3 separate regions of the Mus musculus genome follow, and all the other regions are linked to region 1. The links are chromatin loops, found by intact Hi-C in ENCODE. Cell type or tissue: gastrocnemius. All regions are shown on one strand.

Evidence for each region. Hi-C counts contacts between places; a loop is a spot of excess contacts. Peaks named below come from ENCODE experiments on the same cell type or tissue, not always from the same donor. Only the 100,000 strongest peaks of a DNase experiment are listed, where the experiment ranks them.
Region 2: it touches region 1 in a loop (2.8-fold over the local background); 15 of 42 quality-filtered maps call a loop at or near these places.
Region 3: it touches region 1 in a loop (8-fold over the local background); 12 of 42 quality-filtered maps call a loop at or near these places.

The regions. Positions count from the first base shown.
Region 1 is chr19:4,750,829-4,758,828 of GRCm38, reverse strand. It overlaps Sptbn2 (spectrin beta, non-erythrocytic 2), which reads right to left. Exons shown (of 37, transcript NM_021287.2): 36 at 7,638-7,680; 37 at 4,851-7,328. The coding sequence ends at 7,101. The region is part of intron 2 of Gm21992 (predicted gene 21992); the gene reads left to right. Rbm4b (RNA binding motif protein 4B) reads right to left here and starts at 2,304. Exons shown (of 4, transcript NM_025717.3): 1 at 2,168-2,304; 2 at 1,160-1,583. The coding sequence starts at 1,571. In gastrocnemius, a CTCF peak has its summit at 3,102 (motif pointing left); DNase peaks (open chromatin) are centred at 1,710, 2,370 and 3,075; H3K4me3 peaks cover 2,010 bases; H3K27ac peaks cover 2,175 bases.
Region 2 is chr19:4,957,254-4,965,253 of GRCm38, reverse strand. Mrpl11 (mitochondrial ribosomal protein L11) reads right to left here and starts at 2,948. Exons shown (of 5, transcript NM_025553.4): 1 at 2,739-2,948; 2 at 2,280-2,375; 3 at 1,835-1,928; 4 at 1,589-1,748; 5 at 1-580. The coding sequence starts at 2,861. The coding sequence ends at 475. In gastrocnemius, a CTCF peak has its summit at 3,231 (motif pointing left); DNase peaks (open chromatin) are centred at 598, 2,924 and 3,181; H3K4me3 peaks cover 1,436 bases; H3K27ac peaks cover 1,049 bases.
Region 3 is chr19:4,809,285-4,817,284 of GRCm38, reverse strand. Gm21992 (predicted gene 21992) reads left to right here and starts at 5,686. Exons shown (of 3, transcript NR_157185.1): 1 at 5,686-6,113. Rbm14 (RNA binding motif protein 14) reads left to right here and starts at 5,651. Exons shown (of 3, transcript NM_019869.3): 1 at 5,651-6,113. The coding sequence starts at 5,777. In gastrocnemius, CTCF peaks have their summits at 4,063 (motif pointing left), 4,508 (motif pointing right) and 5,406; DNase peaks (open chromatin) are centred at 4,063, 5,595 and 6,098; H3K4me3 peaks cover 3,376 bases; H3K27ac peaks cover 3,308 bases.

The DNA of each region.
Region 1 (8,000 bases):
ACGTTTAGGCTTTCAATAACTAAAGGCCAGGGTATTAGTGGTGAAGCTAGAATACATAATAGTGAGCCTCCAGTAAGCATCACTATTTGCATATTTACACTTTTCTGATTTAAGTTTACCTTTTCTCCACCAATTCATTGTTTTCTAATAAGAGGACCTTTGTATATTTAACTTTTAGGCCACAAAAAGATGTTGACTTAGGAACTAGAAAAGTAGACTTGAATTTGTGGTCCAACATGACCGTGTCAATAAAAGACTTGGATAACTACTAACCAATGAACTTCCTGCAATGTGGGTCTGATCTGTTTCCTAATACAGTAGCCATTCTCTCATTCTTGCCCACACTGGAAAAATCTAATTTGAAAATTTACTTGAATTAATTTAAATTTAGTAGCCACTTGTAACTAGTGGTTACTATAGTAACACGATTGCAAGTATTTTCAGACAAGATCCTATGGTACTGGTGATAATACTTATGATCAATATAAGCAATATAATAAGCTCTATAATGTCCTTGATGAAATTTCCCTAGAAGCAAGACCATCATTCCTATCCAATTTCTAAAGAAAAAAAGCTGTTTTCCTAGCCTGTTAAAGTAATAGATGGAGCAGAAGAACCTATGACCTGTTTCCTGGCTTTGCCTGTAGTAGCCCACAGACTGAACAAATTTGAACACCTCAAAGATACCCATCTACCCAACCAGACTCACCACAGATTCTCATACTGCGCTTCTTCTAGATTCCCTTTTTCCTCTTTACTACCACCAGCCATCCTCGAAAGCAGCAGAGGGTAAAAACTCTCAAAGGCTTCTGGGTCCACCACAAACCAGCAACAAAGTCCTAACCTCTAGCCCTTCTCACACTACCTAACTACTTCTCTGCCTAGGCAACTTAAGACTTGTGACAGTACTCAAGTGAATGAAGACCAAAGGCAGGCAGGCAGGAGCCCATGCAGTTGTGGAGAAGGAGCTTGGCGAATACAATGGGGAAGGCTTACTTCCCCAGAGTGAATTATGCTAAGAGTAGTAAACATAACCTGTTCTTTGCATTTAAAAGAATGGCAGAAGCCACTCTTGAAGCCCTGTGGTCTTGTGTTCTTCCCTCTGCCTTGAGCTAGAGACTCCACGAAGGTCTGCCACCCAATCCCCAGAACAGTTCACCTTGAAACTCTGTGTTGTCGAGGCCCCTGATGGCCTCCACCGCATCCTCTGCCCGCTCCATGTGTACAAAGGCATAATCTTTCACGATGTCACATTCGATGACTGGGCCGTACTCCTCAAACTTGGCCCGAAGCTCTTGGTTGGTACAAGTGGGGCTGATGTTGCCCACGTGTAACTTGGTTGAAGCTTTGCTCTTATTCTTGCTGGCTTCCACATTGATGTTCACTCCGTGCAGCTTGTAGTGGTGCAGGTTGCGTATGGCATCCTCAGCGGCCGTCTTGTCCTCTATGTGCACAAAGCCATAATTCTTAATGATGTCACATTCCAGCACCTTCCCGTACTGCTCGAAGAGTGAGCGGATCTCCTGCTCTGTGGCCTCCCGGGGCAGATTTCCAATGAACAGCTTCACCATCCTGACAAGAGCCTGGCAGAGAAGAAACAAGATTTTAAAAGTCAGGTGTGAAGTGAGAAACTGACACTACAGCACACCCCGACCCTCACAGTTCTTTTTGAGAGAGGAACTGCTGTGTGACAATGCCAACAGAAGGTCGGGGGTCAGAATGCACAACAAGGTCTAAGATATATATCCGTGAGGTCAGGCACATTGACTCTACAAGGTTAGCTCCTTCACGGTTTAGCACAGGGATGAAAGACAAGTGGAAGGCATGAAGTATCTGAATGTCCCTAGTTACGGGTTTTTGGAGGGAAATCTGTGTACCTCTCCACAGCGCGGTATCCCCTCCCACCATACTCCAAGAACGAAAGCCCTCTTTCACCCAACACTGGACCCCTATCCTCAGCGGCCCAACCTCCGCTGCAACATCCCAACAAAGACTCGGCCCGACCCCTGCCCCGCCCCCTCCGGAGACCCGGCCCCGCCTCCTTTCCTTGTCTTCCCGGGACCTTCCTCAGAAGATGAGTGGCCCCAAACCCGAGCCTTCCCGGCCCTCCGAGGTCCGGCCCAGTCCGCTCCAGGGCTTCCCACACACCCACAGCATCCTCTCCTACCTCCGGGTGGTGCCGGCGGTGGCGGCGGGTCCCGCGTCAGAGAGAACCCTACAAAATGGCGACGGCCGCTCGAGCCTCGGCGCGACCGGGCGCTTTCTCGCGCGCCAGCTCACGCACGCGCGAGTGCGCGCTGCCTGCCTCCCCTCCCCCTCGCAGGAGCGGGGCGACCAATCCTGCGGCCGCACACAACTGTCCGCCCCCCGTGCGGGGGCGGGGTCATGTGGTGACGGCACTGCGGAGCGAAGGTCAGCCCGCCCCCAGCCCGGGCTAGCCAATCACCGCCTTGGGAGTGGGTCGCGGCTTGCGCGTCAAGGGGGCTCAGGAAGCAACCATTGCCTTGGCAAAACCGTAAGGCCCGGGGGAGTCTCTAAGCATCACAATGGATCGTGGTATTGGGCGCACTGTCGAGGGGGCTGATGACAAAGGGTTGTGTCACTGGGCCCGCTAGAAGGGGGTTTTCTCAACCTCTGGCTGCTGAGAGCGATACTTCAGAAACCCAGGCACTACCACATCTTAACCTAATCTCTCCCTTGTTTGGGTAGGAAGGGGTAAGAATTCCCGTAAAACAATTTAATTTTCACTGCAATAGTGTTGTTCATTGGTGAAGAAGCTGAGACTGAGAGTGGAGTAGAAAGATAATCTGGGTTAGAACTAGGTTAGGTCTGAGGGAGGCATTTCTCTATCCAAACTATACTTTGTCATGTTTATTCATGAATATACGTGGGCTGGCTTTCCCTCGTAGTATCTGTCTATCCTGGTTCCTGAAATGTGGTGAGCATTACCAAGGAATACGTTGTCCAGAGGTCCAGGGAGAATCCAGGTTTGGGGAATGAGTGACAAGGGTTCCGCATCCGTCCCAAGCTGCCTGAGGCACAGGCAATTGTCAGGCTCCAGACTCTCTGTTGCGGTCCAAGGGCACCTCCTGGTGGCAAGCAGGGTACCAGCTTGGTGGATCACTATCACAAAGCAGCGGGCTTACAGACATTGAGGGATTGAATTCATCTCCTAGAAGAGGCACCGGGATGGTTGTTAGACCATCCCCATTGTTGTCAAAACAATTCCCCATTGTGGTAGTTCCAACACCAGCTCCTCCAATAGTATAGAGATCAGTTCCCCGAGTTGACTTCCTGCACCCAAGCTACTTGGAAACATTTCTTTACCAAATCCATGTTTCCCACTCATTTCAGAAGGCATTGTCTAATTGTAATTACACATTTTTAAAATTAATTTTTTTTGGTTTGTTTTTCGAGATGGGGTTTTCTGGCAGTCTTGGCTGTCCTGGAACCTCCTCGGGATCTGCTATCACCTAACCTTGTACATTGTATTTTGGGATCTCTTCCCAAATTTGTGGGGGCTCCACAACTAATGCTCTACTAACAGTTCCCATTTTTTTCTTTTTTAAGATTTATTTATTTATTTATTATATGTAAGTACACTGTAGCTGTCCTCAGACACTTCAGAAGAGAGAGTCAGATCTCGCTATGGATGGTTATGAGCCACCATGTGGTTGCTGAGATTTGAACTCCTGACCTTCGGAAGAGCAGTCCGGTGCTCTTACCCACTGAGCCATCTCACCAGCCCAGTTCCCATTTTTCTATACAATTTCATTTCACCCCCTTTCTCCCTCCCTGCCTCTTTTAGACATGGCTTTTCTGTGTAGTCAAGGCTGTCCAAGAACTGGCTGTGTAATCCAGACTAGCCTTGAACTCACACTCCTACCTCAGCCTCCCAAGTGCTGGTTAATTACAGGTGTGTGATATCATTTCTAGCCTCCAGTTTTATCGTTTTTTATTATGTGAGTTGGGTGGTGATGAGCACATTCAGGCGGCTCTGTGAGTTGGAGGCCAGCCTGGTCTAAGAGCAACTTCCAGAACACTAAGGGCTACAGAGAGAAGCAATGTCTCAAACAAACAGACAAAACAAAACCCCATACCCCAAGACAACCAAACCAAACCAAACCCTAACATGTGTAAGTAGTACCAAGTTCCCAGAAAAAAAGAAAAAAAGAAAAAAGCCCTGCTAGAATATCCTCCACTTGGAACACAGAGGCACTATGTTTGTCTGTTCTGTTTTTCCTGTCATTACCAAGGTCTGGTAGTAACTTTTCTAATTTTTGTCAGTTGAAAAGGTGTAAAGTTTTATTCACAACTCGACGTAGTTTGTTTTTGTCTTGTTTCTAATGAATTTCAAAATACCTTGTTCTTATCATTTGTGCGAATGTACATTTCCTGCTTTCCGTCTTCTGTCTGGATTTTAGGTCTCAGCCTTTGGGTTGAGCTGTCGAGTTTTCCTCATATTGTAGCTATTTCTACTTGGTTCAGATATCTTGTCATTACACTAATAGCTTTGTTTTTTGAGGGAAATATTTTTAATGTAACCAAATTATTGTTTCCTAAAGCTTTCTCTTTTATGTTCTCTTTAAGATACCCTCTCCTACCACAGCTCATGTAGATAGTCTATTCTCTTCCATTCCTATTACCTTTCACTCTTAGATCTGTGGTCCAGTTTGAACAGTGCCATACAATAGAGATACAATGAGTCATATAAGTAATTCGTGATAAACTGTGAAAATGGTCTGTGGGTTCAGCTCAATAGTAAAGCATTAATCTAACAACCACAAAGCTCTCGGTTTCATACCTAGCACAGTGAATAAATACAAATTTCCAGGAAACATCAAACTATAAAACCTTGAAATCTATTTTAATATTTTTGACATTCTAACATGAGACCAATATAAAAATTGAGATAATTGAATTCCCCTTGAAGTCCTGAATATCTGTTATTTCATACCTTCAGCACATCGCAGTTTACACTTGCCACACGTTGCATACTCAGTAGTCCACTGTGGCCATTAGCTTCCATGTGGGTCAACACAAGCAAAACCCACCCTCGTCAGTGGTGGTCGGTAAAAGTGCAAAGTATGAGCCCATTCATTGCTGCTGATCCCTGCTTCCCACCGGTCTGCAGGGCCAACACTGGTGTTATTTTTGTCCCCATAGCTTTCAGGGCCCCGTTCTATCTATCATCCTTCTCCTCTCTCCCACCGATACTCCAAGATGTCTTTCCTGAAGACTTGCTCCCTAGCCCTCTGTTTACCCTCTTATCTGTCCTATGTGGAACCCTATTCTCAAGTGGCTTTAGCTGCCACACGTGTAGACTTTCACCTAATTCCTGTCCTTCCTTTTCATTCAGTTACTGCTCTGCCTAGCACTCAATTGCAAGGCCATTTCTCCATTAATTCCTCTCACACATAGTACATCTGCTTTCAAACTTTTCCAATTACTGCTTTTTCCCCCAAGCCCCATGATCTGAGCTCTCCACAATAACGCTCCATGTGTAACAGCTGAAGGAGAGTTATGAGGAAAATGTGTGCTGACGTTTGTTTTGCCTGAGAATGGGGTGTTGCTGTTACACTGTTGTGGGGCGACTGAAACCACCTAAGAGAAAGGCCGTCCCTGAGAGAGAGAATACTTACCCTGTGAATAATGTGCTGTGCCAGATCTGATGTGTGGAGCCCAGCTTGGGGCTGTGTCATAATAGTTCCTAGTCTACATACACCTGGCTCTGCTTGTCTTTGTTTTGACTGATGGTAGTCAGGGCTGCTTGGGGTCCCTGGCCAGTTATGCTGAAGACAGTAGTTTTCCTGAGTCAAACAGACTCAAGACTTGCAATTTTTAATACCTTCTGTTTATACATTGCAAAGTTTAAGAACAAATACTCTCTCCATCTCTAGAATACATTGTGTGTTTATTTACATACTCAGGATATCCTTATGGCTTTCTAGGGTGACCTAGAATTCAGGAGGTAGGACCTGCCACTCTTCTGATTCTGTGGGAGCTCCCTTGATTTTATGGGAAAGACAGAAAGGTGCTCACCTTTCCACTGATGGCTGAGCAGCAGTTAAGACTAGGTTGTGGTAATAACCCTCACTACTCCTTATTGAAAACAGTTGAGACACTTGGGAGTGAGGAAAATTAGCGAGGAGTTGTAGTTTAGAGTGCTTGCCTTGCATGCACGGCAAGAAATTTAACAAAAAAGTGTGCACCAGGGAGAGTGACTTGCTTCCTTTGATCATGAATACTGTTAATTATCATCAGCCCAACCCACAGTGGATGTCTTTGGTTTAAACAGAGGCTTAGCATAGGTCAGCCCAGTGAAACAGATCACTATCATGGGGAGACTGGGCAGGGAGGCTCTCAGGATCACACAGTTTGTGGGGGCTCAGAAGCTGGGCGTACAGTGGCTATCTGACATGCAGGAGACCAGGAGAGGCTACGGTCAGGAAAGCAACAACACCCAGAGGCAGTGAGAGAAGTCGAGCTGTTTAATCACCTCCTTGGATAGGCTCAAGGATGTGGCTACTCCTGAACAACTCACACTTGGGAGCCACCTAGAGTGGCTGGAAACAAGCAGCCCCTTGAGTCAGAGGGTGAGGCAGGATAGGCAGGGAAGGCTTCAGCGCCTCCGACTTCATCATCTGGCGCTCCTGCCCTCAGGTCCTGCCTGCTTCAGCTCTGAGGGTCCTGGCTGATCCCAGAGGCAAAGAACTGAATGGTGGATGGCACACCCTAGCTGTGGTGGCACAATGACCCTGAGGCAGGGACAATGGTTCCCACATAGCCCACGTTGAGGGTGGCACTATCTGCACCATGGTGGGGGGATGGGTGGAGGTATAAGGCTTGGGAAGAGGTGACAAGGTAGGAATGGGTGGTATTAGGGGTAGCCTGGGTCCCACCACCAGTTGAATTAAATAGCAGAAGAGAAGGTTGTGGGAACACTCTTTTGTCCCCAGTGACAGTTCCTGGTGATGGGTTGACCTTAGCAGCAGACCCTAGCAGCAGGCAGTTGTCCTGCCAAGAGGGTGGTCTCTGTCGACAGTCCCTGGCAGTTTTCTGAACAGAGGGAGGGAGCTGGCCTGGGAGTCTTGCCCCGACTACTTGTTCTTCTTAAAGAAGCTGAATCGTTTTTCTCGCTCTCTTTCTCTGCCATCCTTGCTTCGAAGCACGATGGAACCCTCAGGCTGTGACACTGGGGGCATGGTCATGGCCCGGGTCAGACCCCGGCTGGCACTGGGCACCACTGGCTCTTCTGACTCTCCAGGGGCAGAGGATGCAGTGGCAATGGCTGCATTCACCACTCTCAGCCATGAGCTCATCTCTGCCTGCAGGGGACAGGGAGACATCAGCTCATACACAAGGACTGACTTGGGGCAGCCTGTAGCAGACAGAGGGGAAATATGATGGGAGGAGGTAGAAAAAGAGAGTGAGGTTTTCATTTTAGAAAGAGAAAAAGGACCTCATTAGGATGGGGAGCATCAGTTGGTCATGGTGGCACAGGAGACTGAGGTAGGAGGATTGGTATGAGTTCAAGGCCACTCTGGAGTAGGAACCAAGTCTACAGAGTGAGACCCTGTCTCATAAAACCCGGTGCTGGCAGGGAGAGAGAGCACAGCGGGCAGGGGAAGGCTCACCTCGTCCTTGGCCTGGAATAGGTATTCTTTGCCATCCTGTAAGCTGTTGGGAGAGAAGGTACAGGGAGAGCTAAGAACCTGTCTTTGGCATTGTCAGTGGTGCTGTGAGCTCGGAATTCTCCCGACTGGATTGACTTGGAGGACACAGCCCTCAAGGCCAGATTAGATTTTATACATTCTTCATAGTTTCAGAATTCTGCAGAAGTGCAATAGCAAATTCTTTCTAATAGACCACAGAAGGCCCTAGTAAGCCCATTTCCAGCTGAGGCTATGTAGGCTTTTGCTGGCACTTGGCAGGCCCCTGGAAGCTGGAGTAGCCAGCATCCTGCCCTCATAGTTCCCATGCAAGATAACTTCTCAGCC
Region 2 (8,000 bases), 210 kb before region 1:
CCAGGTGAGGCTACCTCACACAGATGGCCCTATGTATGTGACTGTTTCCACTGTACCATGCTGTCATACAGCAAGTGAGCCTTGCCATACTCCAGCACCATGAATCAGAAGCCAAATCAATACCTTTTCTTTATAAAGCACCAAGCTTTGGTTATTTTGATATAATACAAGGCTGACCAAGGCACTGGGCATGATAATTTGCTTGGTTGAGGCTGCGTTCACCTGTAGGGCAGCTCACACCTGTGAAGGCTGGGAACTGTCAGTATTGGTCCCCATCTCTGGGGTCTCAGGAGAGAAGCTGAGAGTTGATGACAAAGGATATTTATTCAGGCTTGATCCCCTGGCACAGCAAATGTACAGAAACATGTCAGGAAACTAGAAATCGGGTTGCCATGAAGTCCTTTGGCTCAGCTTCCTCTGTGGCCCCCTTTCTCAGCCTCTCACTTCAAATTCTCAGAGTGTAGAAAGTTGGGGTCACTTCTTGGCAGCTTCTGCCTGGGCTGCCAAATCTGCCTCTTTCTGAGCAGCCAAAAACACAGCTCGTTCCTTCTGGAAAGCCTCCAGTTCTTCTGCACTGAGGCTACAGAAGGAGACAGACAGTCAGTGAGGAGCGGGTCCTGGCGCAGATCCCAGCTGCCCTGTCCACTCCCCTCCCTGGACTTTCCAACTGTCATACCTCTACTCATCTGTGGTTTCTCTTCCTGGAACCACAACTCACACACGCTACCTTCCTCTGCCTTGACTCTGTCTTAAAGTCCTACCTAACCTGTGGCCTCTATTATACCATTGGGATTTCTTAGGCCTTCCTTTGAGCCACAAATCTACATACTTTAAGGATTTAAACCATCCAGGAAAACTGTGCTCTAACCTCACCCCCGTGAGGAACAACTGACGCCAGTCTTGCTGTAGGGAATGACACCAGCAGCAAGCGGCCAGTGATGACTGTCCCTGCTCCTGTCTCTGCTGCGCTCTGGGGCAAATGCTCTCCTACTTGACAAGGGAACCTTCTGACTCGTCCCTCCCTCAGGCCACATCCCATATGCCTCTAGACAAGACTCCTCGACCAGAGTGAACTTAGCTTCAGCTCCTTCCCTCTCCTTGTAATCTTACGCTCTCTTACCCTCCTTTTCCTGGGCAGTTTCCATGTCACCTCCCTCAGAGTCCTCAATGACACATCAGGTAAAAGCAGGAAATCTCCTCTCTGCTTGCATGACATCCATTGATTTTATAACATTGACACCTGCTAGTCTAGGCCTCTATGTATGGGTCGGCCTTTAGGACTACACATTTCTCCAGAGTGGCCAGGCACTACTGGCCATTCCTGGTTCTAGCCAGTGCCCAGATCCATGTCCAGGACAGAACAGGTGCTTATGAAATATATTCCAAACAAGATGAGGCTTCAACCCATATCCTTCTGCTAGAATCTGCTAGACATGTATGAAAATGTCACAATGAAGCTTAATATGCATAACTAACATAGGCTATAAATTAAGAAGAACAAATAAAGCCCAACCACCTCACTGTAATGGGCCTTCTCAGCTTTCCTCCCAAATGAAGAACTTACTTGGATTCCTCTCAAGATACTCACTCCTTCACCACTCGAATGCCCAGGGAACGGGCAGAGCCAATGATGGAACGGACCACAGAAGACAGGGGCACATCTTGCATGGCAAAAGCATCATCCTTAGCTTTGACACAGGCAATCTCATATACGTGCTTCAAACTCACCAGGCCTGCCACCTCTTTCCCTGGGAAGAAGGAGCAAAGAATTCTTCAAGTGCCACTACATTTCTCTGGATACATCAGACTCTCAGGTGCCCACTCTAGTCCTTACCTGTATGCCGGGCCCCCTTCTCGATCCCAGCAGCTGCCTTCAAAAAGTAAGAAACAGTGGGCTGCCCAATCTTGAGCTCAAATGTCCTGTCGGGCTTAACAGACAAAGATACATGAGAATTTCTTGGTTTTCTATCCAGTCCAAGACATTTCTAATGTCCCTTTCCTTCTCCCACCAACTTGCACACCACAAAAGACAGAAAAACAAATCTACAGCACACATCCCTGCCATTTTTATTCCTAGCCCAAATCTCCTCTGGAAGCCCCAGTGAGATGAGAGGTAAGAACCACAATATGGCAGGATCAAGCCAGTTCAGAGAAATTATGGTCTAGGCTTCTGTTTAAATGATAAGTGGAAGGTAGCAACCAAGTTAAGAGTCAGAGAAGCAACCAGAGTGACTAGTTTCAAGGGCCAAGGAAATATATGGGAGAATGGGTCTCTCTACCTTTATAAAAATTTTTGTAGGCAGGGGAATGCCTTCTTTGATGTCCTTTGTCTTCTCGTTGAACTCTTTGCAGAACTGGTTGATAGAGACACCTCGCTATAAGGAACGCATACACAAAGTTAAGTATGGGAGCTGAAGGCTTTCTACCAACCAGGAGCCCCTGTCCTTTCATCTTTGTGTGTGTGGGGGGGGGGGGCGGGGGTATGGGTGTGTGTTGTTATATTTCTTCTACTCTGGTTCTATAGCTTTGGGTGCCAGGCAATTCGTCCACAAGGTACCACTTAATCAGCAACTAGCCAACTTGGGGGTCAGAGGTGCTGAGGTCAAAAGAGGCTCCGTAAGTAATACAAGGACATAAGGCCTGAAGGTGTGAATAGTGGAGACAACGTTTATAAAGGAGACTTCCCCGGCTCCAGCGCACTCTCCCACGTCTCCCAGGCCGGGTTCCGCACACCGCACCTGACCCAAGATGGGACCTAGTGGAGGCCCAGGAATAGCTTGGCCTGCTCGCACGATGGACCGGATCACGCCGCCGGCCTCGGGCTTCTTGAGGGTCCGAGTGGCCCGGCTTAGCTTGGACATGATGTAGGATTTTAATCTTAGCTCGCCTCGGAGAAGCAAAGAACTACGCTCTGGGCGCGGCCATTTTGGGTCAGAGGTGAAGGGCCCTCGTGTTCGGCTAGGGTAAATGAGACCAAAAAAGAGCAGTCTTGTTTCAGGCATACAGCTCTCCAACTAAAGACCAATTACGGAATTTAAGAATTAATTGAACTTTGCGCTCTGAAGGCAGGACGAGAACCTATATGGTTTCAGTACACACAATCCCTCAGCGGTGCGCACAGGCATCACCTTAGACAGCCAAACAGGAGTTCGGGACTTTGAGTCTCCGCACAGCATTGTGGGTATGTAGTTCAGCGCCTTATCCTGCGCCTGCTGTTGGCCGTGTTCTGGGTTGCCATCTGCTGGACACAGTGATATCTTAGCGTTTGATATGGAGCAAGTTATGCAAAATCCCTTGAGTCTTTTGTTTCCTCATGTGGTTTTTCATGGAAGGCAATATGATTATAGACGGGAAATGAAATGGCAGACTGCTGCTCTTGCTGGCTATGAACCTGATTCATAGCTAGACAAAGAGTTAGAGCTAGGATTAGGCTACTGTTTCTGTTACCTATGAAAATCTTTGACACCGCGAATATTATAGGTACCTTTCAGAATTGTTGTGACAGCTCAGTAACACACGTTGAACCAAGAAGGCATTTACCGCTATTTATACAAAGGGAAAAGCTCTTCCCCGCGCTTTTGAAATGCTAAGTTTGTGAATTCTCATCCCAGTCAAACCTGATTTTCCACTAGCTTATTAGGCATACTTTATTGCTTCCCCGTCTTTCATTTTTTCATTGGAAGATGACTTTTTGTGTCTCAGAACTCCGCATCCCGCTCTATTCTGTCCAGGATTCCTGATTATTACTTGCGTTTTAGGGAATGGTATTTGAGCCAGGTGGTGTTTGAAGCCTTTATTATCCCTCCCTAGAGCAATCTTGTGTATCTAGGCACTTTAGGGTAGTAGCAATGGCCTTGGTAGGACTCTTTGACTCACAGACTCTTCCTGACCACACGTGGCTGCAAAGCTCCAATAACTGTAGGTTGAATGCTCCATTATTTTCTCCAACAGTTCAGGATATAAAGTTCTCTGATCCAGTCTCCAGACTGAGACTACTTCGAAGGAACTATCCACTAACTCACTGTTTGCGATCCTTCAGATTCGAGGGGAATTCTCCAGTTTCTTTTTTCTTTTTTTTTTCCTTTTCTTTTCCTTTTTAAAAAATAATTCCTCTCCAGACAACCAGGCAGCCTATTATGTAGCATACCACTTCAAATTCTATCATCTTCCTCTAAACCGCCTCTCACAAACCTCCATTTTTTTCTTTCCTCTACCATTTCCTTGTGTGTGCAATGTACGTTTTTGCGTGTGTGTGGGTGAATGTGTGTGTGGATTTGCACATGTGTACACACACGAGAAGGGCCGAGGCTGATGTTAAGATCCTCTTCCATTGCCCTTCTGAGGTGGGGTCTCTTACTCAAACTAAGAGCTTGCCAGTGGTTCATCTTGTTAACCAGCTTGCTCTGGAGTTCTTATGCTGGCCTGGAACTACAGGGATGTCACCATGCCCAGATGGCATTTACCTGGGTTTCTTAAGACCCAGCCTCTGGCCCTGACTCTTTTTCAGGAAACACTTTAATCACTGAACCATCTCCTAACCCCATCCCACCACTGTTTTTGAAAATGTTTGTAGACTTGAACTTCCCTACAACCTGCTGGCAAAGAAAGTCAGGTCCTTTGTGTAAGGATCTAAAGGCCTCATTTTTATCTCCATCTTCTGTGCCCAGTGAAATCCCTGAGCCAGTGCTGTGGTGGTGGTGGGAGCAGTATGTCGCCCTAAGAGACACCCCTGCCACAGGAGCTAACTGCTTGGTAGAAAGGGGTCTCAGCAGCTTCAAGCTCCTGAAACGTCCCTTGCATCCTCCCTGCATAACTCTGTAAGCTGGGGCAAGGACAACTGACATGCTGGGGCTCTCTGTGGTGCTATACCAAAATAGAGAATCCATCCCATCAGAGGATCTCTGTGAAAGAAAGAAGGTAGACCCCATATTGAATGACTTTCTTCTTCTTCTTTTCCTTCCCCTTCCCCTTCTCCTCCTTCTTCTTCCCCCCTCCTCCTCTCCTCTTTCTTCCTCCTCATCTTCCTCTCCCTTCTCCTCCTCCTCATCTTCTTCATCACCATCCTCTTCCTTCTTCTCTTCTTCCACATCCTCTCCTCTCCTCATCCTCTTCTTCCCCCCCCTTCTCCTACTCTCCTCCTCTTCTTCTTTTGACACAGGGTTTCTCTGTGTAGCCCTGGCTTTCCTAGAAACTGACTTTGTAGACCAGGCTGGCAACTGGTATGATACCAGTGACTTTTCTAATGAGGCATAAAAGAAATGTCTATTTTCCTCATATGGAGAGGGAATCACCACATTAAAAAAAATTATGGCAAGTCTAGCTTGAGAATTAATGAGTTTCTTGGAGTTACTTGCAGGAGTGTGGGGGACTTATGAGCACTTGTACCACTGAAAAATTCTACCAGTCAATTTTTCCCTCTTCCTCCACTCCCTGTGGTGTGTGGGAAATGAGTTTATTTACCAGTGTGCATGTAATTGTGCAGGTGCTCACGTGCTTGTTAGTGTGGGGGCTACAAGCTGACACTGGATATCTTCCTTGATCATGCTCCATCTTATCTTAGAGACAGGATCTTTCATGAACTTGGAACTCATCAATTTAACTCATGTGGCAGGACAATTGAAGGATCTCTCTGTCCCTGCTGGACACCCAGTACTGGGGTTACAGACGTAAACTGCTGTGTCCAGTGATTTTTACATTGGTCCCAGGTTTTAACATGGGTGCTGGAGATCTGATTTAAGTTTTCCTACTGCATGGCAGGTTGAACTGTTTCCCCTTTTCTTTCTGTCCCCCTTCCTTTCCTTTTTTTTGACATATGTATGTGTATGGTGATAATATATATATATATATATATATATATATATATATATATATATATATATATATATATATATGTATGTATATCCATATGTGTGTGGATGAAAGATACTGCTTTTTGGATGGGAAGGATGATGGAGTCAAGATGTAGGTAGCAGACACACACACACACACACACACACACACACACACACCCGGTTTAGGTGTCGGATCTGTTGGAGTCCACTACCAGAGGATTTAACTTAGAATGGCTTACACATTAGGATACTAGATGTTGCACCCAGTGATCTTGTTGCTTTTTGATTCTAAACTAAAATTGTGTGGTGTTTTCCTTCATGCGGTGACTCAACTGAGTTCCATAGAAAAGGTACAGTGGCAGGGCACCCCAGCCAGCTTTGGGAATTTGAAGTGTGGGGTTGGCATGGCAAGGATCCACCATGGGAGCCTAGCCAACTCGGTGGAGAGATTTCAGAGTTCCGGGACAGAGAGTCTCCAGACGATGAGAACAGACTGGTGCCTTGCCGGTGATAGTGTGGATTGATTTTTAATATTTCATGCTGCATATGGTGGTATAAATATATATGTGCATGTCCATATGTGTGTGGATGCACATATGTGTGCAGGTGCTTGTGTGAATGTGGAGGTCACCTTTTGAGGCAACATCTCTCCCCTGTACCCAAAGGTTGCTGGTCCATTTAGTCTAACCAGCTAACTTGTTCCAAGGACTGCATGCCAGCCACCACACCCCCTTGCTACATGCCTGCCTCCATGCCCCCTTGATAAACCTGAGTTCCACTTCTCATGCTTGCTCAGCACACACTTTACACAATGAGGAGCCATCTCCCTAGCATTGGTTTCAAGCTTTCTTGCAGTTGAAGCCTCTACTGACCACTTTGTTACAACTCAGAGCCAGAACCACAAAGCCAAACTATTCCTGAATTCCTATTCTGTGTAAACTGAACAGTTATAAGTGTTCATTGTTTTAAGGTGCATGGTTCAGTGTGATTTGTTATTCCATAATAAATAGCTGTTGTATGATTTTTATGAGGAGTCTAGGGTGGCACCAGCAGCCTGAAGGACTGAATTTAAGTTTATACTGATGAGTGAGCGAGTTTATTGGGGTCATTAACTGAGCTGTAGACAGTTAAGGGCAACTCCATTTTCCCAAGAGTTGCTACTCTCCGCTTATCACGATTCTATTTTATGACTGTAAGTCTGTAGGAAGCCGCCCTCACATTCGCCGTTGCAAGATGGCGCTGACATCCTGTGTTCTAAGTGGTAAACAAATAATCTGCGCATGTGCCAAGGGTAGTTTTCCACTACATGTGCTCTGCCTTCCCCGTGACGACAACTCGGCCGATGGGCTGCAGCCAATCAGGGAGTAATACGTCCTAGGCGGAGAATAATTCTCCTTAAAAGGGACGGGGTTTCGCCACCTTTGCTCTCTTGCTCTTGCGCTCTTGCGCTCTGGCTCCTAAAGATGTAAGCAATAGAGCTCTTGCTCTGGCTCTTGCTTCTTGCTCCTAAAGATGTAAGCAATAAGGCTCTTGCTCTTGCGCTCTTGCGCTCTGGCTCCTAAAGATGTAAGCAATAGAGCTCTTGCTCTGGCTCTTGCTTCTTGCTCCTAAAGATGTAAGCAATAAGGCTTTTGCTCTTGCACTCTTGCTCCTGAAGATGTAAGCAATAAAGTTTTGCCGCAGAAGATTCTGGTTTGCTGCGTCTTTCCTGGCCGGTCGCGAGAACGCGTGTAAGATAAGTCTACAATAAAATCAGTGAATTAATAGAAACTGGAGCTGGTAAAGTAGCAGTGGCTGCTTTTCCAGAGGACCCAGGTTTGATTCCCAGTACACAGTTGTGATTCACGGTCCTATGTAACTCCAGTTCCAGGGCATCAGATTCCCTCTTCTGGCTTCTATAGGCACCAGGTACATACGTGGTGCATAGACATACATGCAGGCAACACATACGGACATACAACTGGATATGATCAAACACACTTGTTTTTGTTTTGTTGTGTTGTGTTTGTTTGTTTGTTTGAGACACTGTTTCTCTGTGTAGTCTTAATAGCGTTCTCACGCCCGGCCAGGAAGAACACAACAGACCAGAATCTTCTGCGGCAAAACTTTATTGCTTACATCTTCAGGAGCTAGGAGCGCAAACCTCCAGCCCCAAAAGCGAAAGCCCCC
Region 3 (8,000 bases), 58 kb before region 1:
TTAAAAGTCCAAAGTTCAAAGTCTCTTCTGAGATTCATCCAATCACTTAACTCTGATCCCCAAGGCAAGACAGGAAACCAACTCCAAACATCTCCATGTCTGATGTCAAAGCCATATTCAGATCTCCATGTTGTTAGCAGCAGTAAAGTTCCTTCTCCTAAGCTGGATCCACTCCCTGTTAGCAGCTTTCCTCAGCAGATTTTATACACACACACACACACACACACACACACACACACCACACATACACACCCCTCATATACACACACACACATACACACACATACACACCCCCCCACATACACACACACCCCCCACATACTCACACATACACACACATACACACACATACCACACACATACACACCCACACCCACATACACACACATATACACACTCATACACACACACATACACACACACACACACCACACACACACACACACACACACACCCCACATACACACACATACACACACATACACACATACCACACACACACACATACACACATACACACACACACACCACACACACATACACAAACACACCCCACATACACACATACCACACACACACATACCACACACACACACACACACCACACACACATACCACACACACACACACACACACACCACACACACATACCACACACACACACATACATAAACACACACATACATGAATGACAGGGTTTCTCTTGTGTAGCCCTGTTTGTCCTGGAACTCACTCTGTAGACCAGGCTCAGAAATCCACCTGCCTCTGCCTCCCGAGTGCTAGGATTAAAAGCATGAGCTACCACTGCCCAGCTTGAGCCATATATTTTTTTATTTTTCCTTTCTCAGCTTGCTATGCTTGTTTAAAATGCTCTTCATGAGACTTAACCAGAGAACAAAGGCTATAATGAGTGTTTCTGAGACTTCCTTTCTTAAGGCAATTAATCTGAGTTTCTTCCCCTAGCCTCAGGCAAACTCTTCAGAGGAGGGCAAAAAGTAGCCAGTTTCTTCCTTCCTTCCTTCCTTTCTTTCTTTCTTTCTTTCTTTCTTTCTTTCTTTCTTTCTTTTCCTTCCTTCCTTCCTTCCTTTCTTTCTTTCCTTTTTTTCCTTTCTTTCTTTCTTTCCTTCCTTCTTTTTTTTTTAAAGATTTATTTATTTATACGTATATGAATACACTGTTGCTGTCCTCAGAAACACCAGAAGAGGGTATCAGATCCCATTACAGATGGTTGTGAGCCACCATGTGGTTGCTGGGAATTGAACTCAGGACCTTTGGAGGAGCAGACAGTGCTCTTAACCACTGTGCCATCTCTCCAGCCCAGTAGCCAGATTCTTTATCAAAATATCAGACAAAAGCAGTCTCTAGGCCACATAGTGAAATTCTCCACTGAAACCTCTTGGGCCAGTTCTGCACAATTCAAATCATTCTCAGTAACAAAGTCTACCATAGTCCTACTAGCATAGCTCATTAAGCTCCATTTAAAGCATTCCTCTGCTTTCCAAATCCAAAGTCCCAAAATCCACAATCTTCCCAGAAAAATCATGGTCAGGACTATCACATCGATACCCCACTCCTGGTACCATCTTCTGTCTTAGGGTTTTACTTAGGTTTTACTTGGTCAGACATCATGACCAAGGCTAGTCTTATAAAGGACAACATATATTTGGGGGTGGCTTACAGGTTCAGAGGTTCAGTCTATTACCATCAAGGTGGGAGCAGGGCAGCATCTAGGCAGGCACAGTACAGCATGAGCTGAGAGGTCTATATCTTCATGTGAAGGCTGCTAGTAGAAGACTGGCTTCCGGGCAGGTTGGAAGAGGGTCTTAAAGCTCATGCCCATAGTGACACAGTTTCTCCAACAAGACCACACCGCCTAATGGTGCCACTCCCTGGATCAGGCATACACAAACCATCACACCATGGTCCCTTCTTCCTCCTCTTTTCTCATGTATCTGCCTCAGATTCCCAAGCTCTGGAACCAAAGCCCTGCCTACTCTCCTGTAAACATCTTTATTCAACCAACAGTTCTAAATTAAGGAGCAAGGTTTGCAGGACAAAACCTGGCATGTGTGAGAATTTGCTCTTGGGATGCAGAATTTAGCGTTCAATCCATAGTAACAGGCCAGACCTCAACACTGTGTAAAACTCAGTTCATTTCATTTAGAAACAAAGCATGTTCACTAAACACACTGAGTTGAATTCTATTCACCACTTTGGAAAGCACTGCCAGTGGTAAGATGGCAATAAAATCCAGTTAATTAGCATTTTCTTTCTTTTCTTGTTTTTTGTTTAAAGATTTTATGTGTATGAATATTTTGCCTGCAAGCATATATCTTTATACCACATATGGGCTTGGTGCCACAGATCCCCTGGAACTGGAGTTACAGGCTTGAGAGCTGCCATGTTGGTGCTGGAAACTGAGTGCAGGCCCTCTAGAAGAGCAGCCTTTGCTCCTAACCACTGAGGAATTTCTTCAGTCCCTCAATTTGTATTTAACCATAAAGATCATATTTCACAAAAAACACTTCACATGATATATGCATTATTAGAAATGCCTTTCAAGGGGACTTGCCTAGAAACATCTTTGGGCTTATTTCTGCTGTTTAATAATGGTTATGTGTTTGTACAGATGATAGGCTCAGTATGAAGGTGAGGGTTCTGTCTACTGAAGTCATTCTGGATGACAGAAACCTTAGCTCAGTATGTCCACTATCAGCCGAAGGACAGCACTTCTAACTTTCATTGGCCAGAGTGAGTCATATAGCCATACCTAACTTGGGTAAAGTCTTTGACACACCTTTGATCTAGGAGAAAGGGGCTTAAACATTGTGTGTGTACAATCATACATATATACATATGTATATATGTATCCTTTTTTTTGTATTGGGGGGGAAGTAGGTGTTTGTAGAATTTCAAGAACAACACAAAGGAATCAGTTCTTTCCCTCCACCATTTTGGTCTTGAGAAGTAAACTCAAGTCACCAGACAGGTTGCAACCATCCATATCCACTGAGACACCTCACTGGCCCTAACAGGAATTTAAATCAGGGCTGCTTCTTCTCTTTTTTTCATGAGGCTCCTTATATAAGGTACAGAAAATAAGTATTAAAATTAAACATTAATAACAAATTATAGATACATTTACTCAAAACAATTTTTGCTTACAATTTTTGATTTTATGTGCATGAGCAGAATTAGGCCATCAGAGTGACAGTGAGTACCCTTCCCATCTGAGATAGTTTATTGTCCCTCATCAGAGTGACAGTGAGTACACTTCCCATCCGAGATAGTTTATTGTCCCTCAAAGGATATTTGTACACTCATGTTCTACATTATTCAAAATGGCTGCAGTTTCAACACAACCAAAGTGCCCACTCCTGAAGCAATGGACTGAGAAACGTGGCATACATGCAGTAAAATATCATGCCTTAAAATGAAAGGGAAGTTTGATACACTACAATGTGAAGCTTGAAGACAAATATTTGTATAATATACTTCTGTGAAGTACCCCAAATACTCAAATTTATGGAGAGAAAGTCAAATGTTGGTTTCAAGGGACTGGAGAGAGAGGGTGATGGTGATGGGGATTACTGTTAATAGGCACAGCATTTCAGCTGAGGAAGGTAAACTATCCTGGAGATGGATGGTGCTGGGGTTTGTACAATGTAAATGTACTTGATAGCACAGACTGTGCACTTGGACATGGTTAAAATGATTCATTTTATGTTATATATTCATCTTTGCTGTGGAGCTGTTTCCTCCTAATTATAAAGTGCTTTTCTTGAAGGAAAGGGGAGCTCACATGAACAAGAAACCCACAAAGGGATAGAGAGATGGCTTAGCAGTTAAGAGTACAGGAGCAGCCGGGCGTGGTGGGCACTCGGGAAGCAGAGGCAGGCAGATTTCTGAGTTTGAGGCCAGCCTGGCCTACAAAGTGAGCTCCAGGACAGCCTGGGCTACACAGAGAAACCCTGTCTCGAAGGAAAAAAAAAAAAAAAAAAAAGAACAGAAACAGCTCCCAGCAGCATCCATATGACAGCTCACTAACATCAGGATCTGACGCCCTCTTCTGGCTTCCGCAGGCACTGCATGCACGTGGTATATGAATACATACAGGCAAACATTCATACACACAAAACATTAAAAGAAAGCCGCCAAGACTCAAGAGACCTCTCCCCAAGGTTATTTGTTTATTTGACATAGGGTCTCACATATCCCAGGCAATTTGGGATGACTTTCAACTTCTGACCCTTAAAGCTGTGAGTACAGCAGTGGGCTGCTTTGTTCTGTTCTTTTGAAATTTTTTTAGTTTTGTTTGTTTGTTTTTGAGACAGGGTTTCTCTGTGCAGTCCTGGAACTCACTCTGTAGACCAGGCTGGCCTCGAACTCAGAAATCTGCCTGCCTCTGCCTCCCAAGTGCTGGGATTACAGGGATGGCTTAAATTTTTTTAAAAGATTTATTTATTATTATATCTAAGTATACTGTAGCTGTCTTCAGATGCACCAGAAGAGGGCGACAGATCTTACTATGGATGGTTGTGAGCCACCATGTGGTTGCTGGGATTTGAACTCAGGACCTTTGGAAGAGCAGTCGGTGCTCTTAACCACTGAGCCATCTCTCCAGCCTTTTTTAAATTTAACGTTATTTTATGTGTGTGGGTGTTTTGCTTGTTTCTCTGCGTACCACAGATGTGCAATGGCCAGTTCTCTTGGAACTGGAATTAGCTGGTTTGTAAGCCCTCATGTTGGTGCTGGGAATCGAACTCAAGTTTTCTGGAAAAGCAGCAAGCTCTCTTACCAGTGAGCAGCCCCTCTAAGTTTTTGCTGTTTTTTTAAAGACAGGGTCTCTCTATATCCTTGCCTATCCTGGATCTCACTATGTAGACCAGGCTGGCCTCGAACAAATTTCTTTCGATTTTGCTTCCTGGTTGCTGGGATTAAAAGGGTGCCCACCACTCCTGGCCCCCTCCTCATATATTTTTAAGATCCAACTTTTGGCTTCCTCAGGATTACTGATCTTCTACTTTATGGAACATAATACTGTGATAAACTTCATGCATACAATAAATGGTCATCATCGTAATTCTCGAAATTCCATCAGGTTGAGACAGACAGACGCTCAATATTCACTGTCTGCAAAATCCTCCAGAGCTCAAGCAACCCCAAGTAATGTGCTTGCAAAGAAAGAGTTACAGTCCCTTCCTACTCCAAGCATATAGTGTCGGGGGCCAATCCCAGACTAAAAGGGGTTTGTCCTGGTTTCTCCTCCGGGCGCGGCCTTACCGCAGACGCTGAGGCTGCCATCACAACACCCAGGGTTTGGCTGCGGCAGCTCAAACGGAGGAGCCCGGACTTCCCTAAAGAACAAAGTTTTCCTTGGGGCCCCGCCGGGACGCCACACCCTGGCCGGAGGTAGCTCTTCTGACTAGGCCTCTGCGGACTCGGCCGGAGCGCGCTTCCCCGTCCCCAGCCCTCCTTTCCCCTCCCCCCGAAGGTGGCGGTTGGTCGCGCGCCTCTATGCTTTTTCCACCCCCTCCGTTAACAAGGGGCTCCAGGCCCTCTGGGATTGGCTGCGTCAAAGGACATCTGCTCTCAACCTGTTTGATTGGCTGCTATCCGCGCGCGATGCCGCCTCCAATTGGTTAGGTTAGAGCGCCTGCGCGGCGGGGTTCTCGGTCGCCAGCCATTCCTGTGGAGGACTGCGGGTCGTTCGGACGTTTTGCCTGTCGCTGTAGGAGAGGTCCTGTCTCTCCGAGAAGGCGGTTGCGGCGGCAAAATGAAGATTTTTGTGGGCAATGTCGATGGGGCGGATACGACACCGGAGGAGTTGGCAGCTCTCTTCGCGCCCTATGGCACGGTCATGAGCTGCGCCGTCATGAAACAGTTTGCCTTCGTGCACATGCGCGAGAACGCTGGCGCGGTGCGCGCCATCGAGGCCCTGCATGGCCACGAGCTGCGTCCAGGTCGCGCGCTCGTGGTGGAGATGTCGCGCCCGAGGCCCCTGAACACTTGGAAGATTTTCGTGGGCAATGTATCGGCTGCATGTACAAGTCAGGAATTGCGCAGCCTCTTCGAGCGCCGTGGACGCGTCATCGAGTGTGACGTGGTAAAAGGTAACGCGGGAGCGCGCTCGGGAGGGGACACGCGCGGTGCTCTCTGCCTCTTAGCCACGCCCCTCACTCTGGGGTTGGTCCTCAGGGTTGGGAATGATGGGGAAGTGTGCAGGAGCGGGGCCTAAGGTGCTGGGGGCGAGTTGGGTAGAGCCACCCTTCTCCCCTGCGGTCCCAGCAACATTCATCAAGTGGGAGGAGTCGGTTCCGGGCGGGTGCAGTGGCCACTGCAAGCCGAAGCCTCGGGGCTGGGGACGCGCCAGAGATTTGCGAGTGTGCGGGGTTGGGAGGAGGCGCCTTTTCCTGGTTGCATGAGCCTGGCACCAAAATGAAATGGAAAGGGAAGGGCACCAACCGGATTATGGAGCGGTGAAAAGAGTTCGCCACTTCCCCACTTCCTCTCCAGAATTTGGTCAGATCGAGGGAAAAGGGAAAAGGTTGGGTTGAAGCCCCAAGGCCGCTCTGGCGTTCCTTCCCGATGCTTCCCGGAAGGTAGCGGGCCCTTGGTTTCTCGGGTTCGGGCTTTTTTAGTATTGTCTGGAATGAATCTGCTTGTGGGCATGGGAGGGGCCTTTTCGGAACCCCTTTGACCTTTCAGTATTCGATGGGTTAGCCTTGGCGGTTTTGTGCTTTTTAATTCTTTTCCTCCACCCTCCACTTTGTGTTGGGTTTTACAACTTAACAAGTGGAAGCCCCGGTTTTCTGCGTTATTTTTGCATGTGAAAGGGGGCTATTAAGCCTCTCCCTCGTTAGCCTTTTACTTGCTAAGCTGGTGCCTCCGGGCACAGATGTTTATTAGCTTGGTGAGATTGCAAAGGGGAATACTCTGGCTGGGGGGGGGGGGGGTGTTGAGAGGGGCGTGTGAGATTTCTATTAAACTTGGTTTTAACACCATTTATTTAGTTAGTACTTTTTATTGCTTGAATAATTCTTAGGACAGCTTGCTAGTTTGCTATTTCCTTTGAGGAAATGTCTTTTTCAGACCCTGTTGATTTTCATATGTTGGGGTTTTATCTCTTTATCTTTCAAATACCTGCTTTTTTTATGTTGGCAAGATTTTATGAGACACCCAGACCGATGTGGGTTTCACTGATGAGAGTTAACTTTGCCCTGTCATTTTCAACAGTGCACCCTGGGAGTGAGGCCTTGTTTATTCCCTAGTTGTGCTGTTGTTGGATTCATATCTGCTTGTGCCTTGTAAGGAATTTTGAGGACAGGAACTACATGTGGGTATAGGTGCTTGCTCATTCTCATCAAGGGTTCATTTGCTGTTCTGGAAAGTCACAACTTTGGGCCATTCCTTGTCTTTTCAAAGAGGGGGGTGAAGGGTCATAGGATGTGCATTTATAGGAACGAAATGTTTGTTCTGTCTAATACTGCATTCTGTTTCCTTCAATTCAGGTTATATCTGGAATCTGACTTTACTGCAAACTTTAAGCAGGCTGTGTGATTTATGGGTTTTTGCTTCTGTTTAGTGTAAACGAGTGGGAAAGGTCTCAGTTTGGGTACTTGGTCAGCAAATGCATGGGATGTATGAGTTTTTATGAGAGTCTCAATTGACCTATCTAGTTTTTTTTTTGTAGTTCTTAGGTAGTCTGGATGGTAGAGTGGGAGTAGAATTCAGTACCTGAGGGGGACAGACTCCTTTGGAATTTGTATGGTTCAATAAGCTTTTTCTCTGATGGTAGGCCAGAAATTTGCTTGAATTTGTTTGGGACTGGCAGTCAGTGACTGTGGTGGTTGGGATGTAGAACTAGATTCTCTGTGAGAGAAGGTTTGTGCATTTCTTTCCTTTTGAAAACATATTTATAGCAGAACTACACTCTAGGCTGATATGACACAGACTCTATCCTTTGCTGTAAGAGATTTGGTGAGATTTGAACGTACTTC